Regions from separate parts of the Homo sapiens genome. Here region 1 is linked to region 2. The links are chromatin loops, found by intact Hi-C in ENCODE. Cell type or tissue: PC-9. All regions are shown on one strand.

Evidence for each region. Hi-C counts contacts between places; a loop is a spot of excess contacts. Peaks named below come from ENCODE experiments on the same cell type or tissue, not always from the same donor. Only the 100,000 strongest peaks of a DNase experiment are listed, where the experiment ranks them.
Region 1: it touches region 2 in a loop (6-fold over the local background); 2 of 110 quality-filtered maps call a loop at or near these places.

The regions. Positions count from the first base shown.
Region 1 is chr1:41,381,239-41,385,238 of GRCh38, reverse strand. FOXO6 (forkhead box O6) reads right to left here. Exons shown (of 3, transcript NM_001291281.3): 2 at 3,031-3,623; 3 at 1,649-3,029. The coding sequence ends at 2,558. Among named protein-coding and RNA genes, the nearest start is that of FOXO6-AS1, 7.6 kb to the right of the region's middle. RefSeq lists a silencer at 2,953-3,002. In PC-9, no CTCF peak of the experiment used is centred here; DNase peaks (open chromatin) are centred at 1,558 and 2,638; H3K4me3 peaks cover 2,652 bases; H3K27ac peaks cover 1,505 bases.
Region 2 is chr1:41,321,255-41,325,254 of GRCh38, reverse strand. It overlaps LOC124904159 (a long non-coding RNA gene), which reads right to left and starts at 2,405. Exons shown (of 2, transcript XR_007066027.1): 1 at 1-2,405. RefSeq lists an enhancer at 2,815-3,074. In PC-9, CTCF peaks have their summits at 2,012 and 2,213 (motif pointing left); a DNase peak (open chromatin) is centred at 2,174.

The DNA of each region.
Region 1 (4,000 bases), 60 kb before region 2:
CTCAGCCAGTGGGTCCCTCCTGTGCCAAGATGTTCATCAAAGCAGACTTGGACTTCCTGCTCTTCCAACTCTGCAATCCTCCCCCTCCCAAGCCATTTCCAACCCCTCAGTGACACCTTCTGTGTTCCTGATTCTTGACCTCCCTTTCCAGCCCAGACACCTTCTGGGCTCTGACCCCACTATGCAAGTGGACACCTCAGGGCCACTATGTTGCCCAGTGCCAGAGAATGTCATTTCACGCAGTGTGTATGCTCCTGAACATCCCTCCCTCTGCTCCAAATCCCAAAGATTCTCATGAACTATAGCTCAAATGAGCACATCAATTTCCCTAGGGCTCCTCCTGCTTTGGTGTGCCCCATCTCAAGGAATGGCCCTGTCTCCCCAGATACCCAAACAAAAACCAAGCATCAATTGATGCTTCCCTGTCCTTCATCCCCCAGGTCCAATCCACAACCAAGTCCCCAATGACTCCATATCCAAAGTAGATGTGAATTCATCCTTTCCCTTGCAGCCCCACTGTCCTCCCCCATAACTTGGTTTGAGCCACATCAGCACCTCTGGCTGGGCCACACTGTCCCTCTTCCACTGTTGAACCCTCTGGCCCATTAGCCTCCCTGCCATCAGTAATCTGTCCCTCTCTGAACTTTAGCCACACTCAACTGCTTTTGGTTCTGGAATCCACACACCTCTTGACTCTGGGCCTTTGAACATGCCATTTCATCTAAATCCCCTTCCCAATGCCAGTTCCTCCTACCAAGCTTAGCTGAGGCAGCACCAGTCCAGGCACCTTCCCTGACTCAAGTCCAAGATGAGTGCTGCCCCATCATTCATTCCCACGACAGCCCCCAGCTCCTCCTCCGATCAGCACAGCTTTGATCTATAATCGCCTATTTGCTGGCCTGTTCTCCCCAGGAGCCTCTAAGTTCCTTAAGAGTAGAGACTGTGTCCGTGTGGCTCTAGGGCAGCCCCAATGCTTGGTATAAGAACTTAACAGGTGCTCACCGAATCTTCCTGGAATGAACGAGTGCAGGACCTGCGCTGAACACTTTCCATACCTTTCCTCATGCCTGACAGAAGTTCATGAGATGGATGCTACTATTCCATGGTGTAGTCCAGGAAGACAAGGCTTCAGAGGCTGAAAATTTGCCCGAGGTCACACAGCTGGCAAACTGTAGAAAATGGATTCCAACAGCAGTCTGTGCACCTCAAAGGGATCTCTTTTCACCATCTCTACCCTCCTTCCCAAGTCATTTTCTCTCTCTGACCTTGTTTTCTCATCTGTACAATGGGAACAAAAATCGTGCCCAACACAGAGCCTGGCACTAAAGGTTCTCAGTAAATATTTGTGCATCCTCTCCCAATCTCTGAGGCTTATTTAGGACGCATTTTCCTGGGCCAAAACTTCGTGCATGCACATGTTCACAGAAACAGGTGCAGAGCTCGACGAAGCACATCTTCAGCACGGGGGACTCAGTAGGCGCTTAACCAATATGTGCCGGGCAGAGGAGCATTAGTTTAGCAAAGGCTGACGAGTACCCAGACAAAAAGCCACAATAGTGACTCAGGCACATGAACCCTCCCCCTGCCCCAAGTTCCCTGTCAATTATCCTCCGCCACCACTCCCCTTCCTCTAGCCCAAGGCGCGGGAAATATTTAAAACAATTTTATTCATGAAAATATGCTGTACAATGCACTCTACACAGCCTCGACACGGCACACACGCACACGCACACTCTGACGGCACGGCCACGGTACACTGCCTACGATACGCGCCGGGGACGCCGCGCCCACCGCCCGTCCCGGCCGGACACTTATAAATATGGGAGAAGGGCCAGAACTGGCGCGGAGAAAGGGGCGTCGGGGTTGGGGGTGGACGGGGCTGAGGCCCGCTGCAGAAGCTGAGACCAGTACTAGGGGGTGGGGGCGGTTGAAGAGAGGGACTGACTCCGACGGGGGAGGGGAGAAGCGAGGGCCGGCAGGGATGGGAGGGGGAGACTGAACTGTGGGGGTGGCGGTCGTCGGAGGGCGATTTGGGGGTGGAGGGCTGCTCAGGGTGGATGGATATAGGTAGGTGTGAGTTTTCCGCAGAGGGTTGCTGGCTTCGGGTGGGTGAGACTAAGACCAGTGGGAAAGTGTGTCAAGTGGGAATCAGATCCGTGTTTGGGGTGGGCGCGGGGTCACGGCTAGGCCTCCGCAAATGAAACTGAAGATTTGTAAACGCTCCCTGGCCCATCTCCTAGTTGGCTTCCCCGACCACCGTCCACACCAGGCGGCCCACCCCGCTCCTCCCTACTCCCAGCCAGCCTGGAATTCAGCCTCCTCTCCCAGGCTTCCTGCCCAGGAGAAGGGGGTGGATCTCAGGAGTGTGGGCAGGAGCAGTGGGGTGCCCCGGCCCCTCCCTCCCCTTCCCCGGCGGCCGGCCTCCGAGAGGGGTCCCTAGCTGGGCTGGGGCCGCCTCCTGGGGAGCTAGAGTCGGGGGCAGGGACCCGGGAATCAGGATGGGAAGACAGAGGCCCCCTGGGGACGGGACGGGGCGCCCGGAGGCGGGAGGCGGCCCTCAGCCCGGCACCCAGCTCTGGTTGGGGGGCGGGGCCCCGGCCAGGCCCGGCGGCGGCGGAGGCAGGGCCGAATCGAAGTTGAAGTCCATTTCGTCGCTGTCCATGAAGTCGTTGAGGATGATGGACTCCACGTCGCACTCGAGGCTCCCGCTGAACATGTCGAGGTCCAGGTCGGCCGGGAAGCGGTCGGGCGCGGCGCCCAGCGGCCCGGCGGCGGCGGCAGCGTAGGGCCCCGGCAGAGCGTCCAGCAGGAGGCCGCCGGGCGGGCCCCCGAAGGCGGCGGCGTGGCCCGGCGGTGCCAGGCCCGCGGCGCCCGCCTCGCCGGGCAGCGTCATAAGGCTGATGGGGTGGGCTAAGGCACTGCGCGAGGGCGCGGGCGGCGCGTACGGGGCCGCCCCTTTGCCGGGGTAGGCGGCGGCTGCGCCCGCCAGCGCCAGCTCCCCCGGCGCACCCAGCACCGGGCCGGGCCTGGGCGCGGGCCCGCGGCCCGTACGCGTCCTGCGCGCCGTCCAGCAGGCCCTCGGGCAGCCCCGCGCCGCCGCCGCCGTGCAGGCCCAGCGGGCCTCCCAGCTCGGCCAGGCGGGGCAGCTCACCCGGACAGCGCGAGCCCAGCGCCGGCGACAGCGCGCTGGCGGGGCTTGGGTACATGAGCGGCGATGATGGCGCCAGGGCCTCCAGGGCCTCGTCGTCCTCCAGCTCGGCCGCCTCCCCGAGCAGGGGTCTCCCGCCGCCGCGGAAGTCGGCCCAAGCCTCGTAGTCGTCGCTGGCGTGCGAGGCGGGGCTGGCGGCCCACTTGGCTGCGGCAGGCACCGGCCCCGGGGCGGGCGCACTCGGGGAGCTGTCGTCCGGGCTTCGCTCGGGCGCCTGCAGCTGCTTCTTCTTGCTCGCCTTGCCCTTGATGCGCAGGAACTTGGCCCCGTTGTCCATGGACACGGCCCTGCGCCGCGGGGTCTTCCCTGTCTTTCCGCCCTCGGGGTTCAGCATCCACCACGAACTCTTGCCGGTGCCCTCGTTCTGCACGCGGATGAAACGGGTGTGCAGCGACAGGTTGTGCCGGATGGAGTTCTGTGGCCAGAGACAAGGACGCGGGTGGGAGTCGGGGGGTGAGGAGGCCATGGGGAGAGAGGGGACGTGATGGAAAGAAGAGGGGGAGGATAAGAGAGTGTAGGAGGAGGAGGGAGATAGGGATGAGGATGAGGTAAGGGGGTTGGGAGAGGGAGGGGACAGGTGTAAGTACCGGGTTGGACAAACCCAGAGTACCCACCCTCTGCCCCAGAACTGCACCCCCCATCCCTCCCCACTCCCACACAGAGACTGCCCAGAGGGTGAGGCCACAGCTTTGGGCCTAGCCTTTCCCTGGGGGCATGGCCAACCCTGTGGGCTACTCTGAGCCTGCGGGGGGCCTGCAGCAGGGAGCAGGACCCCGTCTCCCCAGCTCAGCC
Region 2 (4,000 bases):
AAGTCTTTTAGGCCAAGTCAAAATTACCCCCTCAATTGATCTGTTTCATATTATCTATTTAAAAAATTTTATTTCACTTATCATTATCTGACTTTATCTTTATTCTTAGTTAACTCATCTATTATCGCTATGTGTTCACCACACCTTTTAGAATTTCAGGTCCATGTAGGCAGGGACCTTGCTGGTCTTACTCATGGCTGTGTGCTAGGAGCCTAAAACATATGGCCATAGATGGCAGTAACTACATATTTGCTGAATCGTTGGCTTGTTGTGCTGGCCCCCAGCCCTGTGCTCTTCTGTGATCAGTCCCCAGACATGGTTAGCATCAGGTAAAGGAACGGGTAGAGTTTCCAGTGGCCACACCTCCACAGTTTTTTTTGTTTTTTTTTTTCTCCTACCAGTGTCTGACTTCAGCCTGGCTCTCTTTCCCATCACCAGCAGTCAGGAGGCATCTTCAAGGCCATTTAGGAGAAGAGATCCAAGTGTAGCACCTGGACACAAAGCTGTGGCTACTCATTCTAGTTCAGAAGCCTCTGAGTCCATGAGTGTCTTTGAATAAATCACTTCCCCTCTGTCTCTCACCTGACACATTGTAGATGCTCAATCATTCTCCAGTAAAGATCACTTTACTGTGAGATGGACCCACATTTATATAGTTCTAACTTACCCCAATACCCTTGTTATAGATGAGGAAACTGAGGCACAGAGAGGCTAAGTAGCTCCACCAATGCCACAGAGTAAAAAACTGGAAGTGCTGGAGCTCATAGATTTCCCCCTCAATTTATGATCCCACCAACAAGGGCATCAATTTCAGAAATTAACAGCTGCAAATGATGGCATCAAACCGGACGCCGCAGCAGCCGTCCGAAGTGCATCTCCAATTCAGGTTTATCTTCATTAAGCAAGTAATTCATTACCGGGCAGTAAGCATTCACATCAGAGCGAGAATATTAAAAAAGTAATTATATTTTTTCACAGTGCAGCTTTCTGGGTAAATTGTATGCAAATTGCTGTCTAAATCAGGCTGGCAGATCCCGGGCAGGTCTCGGCACCATTTGGGGGAAAATTTGGGAGGTTGGACTAGTCACTCTCTGCCCACTTTAGTGAGTGTCCAGCACAGAGTCTGGCATTGAGACAGAGAAGGTTTAAAAATAATAGCTTCTATTATTTCTTAACTCCATCAAGCCTTGGTTTCCCCATCTGTAAAATGGGGCTTCTCCTAGGACTCAATAAGGGAGTGGAGAGGACAGTCTCCAGCACAGGACCTGCCCGGCATGGATATGGGAGGCAGATGACTTGGGAAATGGCAAGACAACTTCAAGGAGGAACACAGGGTTGTATCAATGAAGCACTGATACCTATGCCCAGAGAGAGGGTCAGGATAGCTGCTGGGGTAGGGCAGGGGGTGCTGGGGTAGGGCAGCGGGCGCTGGTGAGGGACCAGGAGGCCTGACTTTCTTCTCATCCTGACTCAGCCACTAAGTCATGTGTGACCCTAAGTTCTCTGGGCTATGCTTAATGCCCAGCCGTCTTTAACAAGGATAATTACCCACCAGGTGCACAGAACCATCACTGCTCCCAGGTCACACTGACCTCTAACCTGTAGGAACTAGAAGGCCCATGCTGGAAAAGAGGGGCTTGAAGAGCAAAGGCATCAATCCTCTCAGTTTACTGATGGGAAAAAGAAGCCCAGAGAAAGGCATCAGAGACTCAGAGTCACACGCCAGGTAAGTGATGGAGTCAGAACCAGAAACCCAGGCCAGAGCAGCTCCAACATGCACTGTCAGTACCCGTCTTGCAATGGGCACTTACGGCCTGTGTTGGAAGCTGTTGCACATGTTGGAACATGTTGCACATGTGGCTTTATCTCAGGGTTGGGAAGTGATCCCGGGCTTGGGTCTGAGAGAGGTTATTTCCCAACTGAACCTTAGTTTCTCCACTTGTCAAATGAGGCAGTTGGGAGAGACATCGCTATGGACCCCTCCCATGAGACTTACTAGGTAGGATTTTTAATGACATCCTTTCCCTTCCCCCAGGGCAAAAACTCTGAGGAGAGCCAGGACTGCCCAGAGAAATAGGGGCAGAAGCGCTGGGCCTGGCTGAGGGCATCTTTGTGCCAGTTCCCAGCCTTCCTTGCCCACACACTGGCCACCAGCGGCGGTGATGGTTTAGGAAGATGCACAGTGCCCCCTTGTGATGGGGGCCACCTGCTACAGAGCTCCAACAGCCCAGGTCACAGGGCCAAGGCTACCCCAGAGGCCGTCTCCAACACACCCACACAAAGGTACAGCTCCAGCACACAGAGCTGTTGGGGGCTATGGCTATGTCTGGAGCTACAGTCACTAAAAGTCCAGCCAGGCGTGGTAGCTCACACCTGTAACCCCAGCACTTTGGGAAGTGGGCGGATCACCTGAGGTCGGGAGTTCAAGACCAGCCTGACCAACATGGAGAAACCCCATCTCTACTAAAAATACAAAATTAGCTGGGCGTGGTGGCACATGCCTGTAATCCCAGCTACTTAGGAGGCTGAGGCAGGAGAATCGCTTGAACCCGGGAGGCGGAGGTTGCAGTGAGCCAAGATCACACCATTGCACTCCAGCCTGGACAACAAGAGAGAAACTCCATCTCAAAAAAAAAAAAAAAAAGTCCAGCTCCATTCAGACTCACACTTGGGTTGGTACACACAGCTACACCCATGGGACACGAAGACAGGAACAGGTGTCCATACCAGCCTGGCCAGATATGGCTATACCTGACCACACGTTGACACACAGACACCCACAACACCCAGCCACAGTTAAGCCTTGGGTAGTCACCCAGCAGCGGCGCACCACACACACTGCATTACCCCATCACACCCAGACCCAGGCCCCTCTGGAAGAACAGGTGCCTCCTCTCTGACCCAGCTCTTGCTCACAAACCTTCACCTGTGCAGACCGTCAGTTCCTCATTCATGGGGCTACTAAAAAAGTCTTCCTGCCACCCGGGGACAGTCAGTTCCCAGGCTACACACAGAAGCACCTGCTTCTGTGCATGTCCAGACACATGTTGCGGCTGCTTCTATATCAGGGAGGCCCTTCTGTTCTCCTGTCTTGCTCAAGCATCACTTTCGAGCATCCAGTCCTGCAGGGGATTTTAGAGACCAATCAAGGCACAGCTCCTGCCTTCTCCCCACCTTGACATCTCTGAGACACAGCCCCAGCAGCAAGCAACCTCGGGCCTCACCAGTCAGGCCTCCTCCCACACCCTTCTCTGAGGCTGGGTTGGGGTGGGTTTAGGAATGAGCATGGGCTTGTGGAGCTTTCTTCAGGCTGTGAAACCTTCCCAGGCATTGGGAGTTTCCTTTCTGACTGGTCTTTCTTTAACTTATCTTTCTAGAAGAAATGCAAGGCTCCCCTGGAAGCCTTTCCTGACCATGCCTGGTAGCACCGGCCCCTGGGTACAGCCATGGTCAAGTTTGACCCAGGAGTCAGGAGAACCAGGTCGAAATCCTGGCTCCTATTCTAATTTCCTGGGTGACCCTGGGCCCATCTAGTCTTTTTTCTGGGCCTCAATTTCTTCTTCTGCACCATGGGGATGGGGCGGGAGGAGAGCACTAAACTGAGCTTGAAAGGACCCTCCGGTCTTATATTTCTCAAACTGTACTTTCCCCAAAGACCAGGACTGGTGACTGAGGCGCCAGAGCCAGACCCCACTCCCTGGTCACCTGCTCTGATGCTTTCCCCCCACCCTGGGCTGCTGACCACAGACACCCCTGGCAAAGGCAGAGCAGAGCAGTGGAAGGGGCAGCGTCATCGGAATCAGGGACAGCTGCGGGCATGCTGTGCTGCTTGAGGACAGGGTCTGGACCTGCAACTTCTTCGGCAGGGCCTGGTGTGCAGGTGTCACTTAACAAACATTTGCTAAATTGAAACCAATTCACTCCTTCCTAGCTGTGTAGTCTTAAGCAGGCAATTTCGTGTCTCTGAGCTTCACTGTCCTCCAGTGTAAGAGAGAGATAC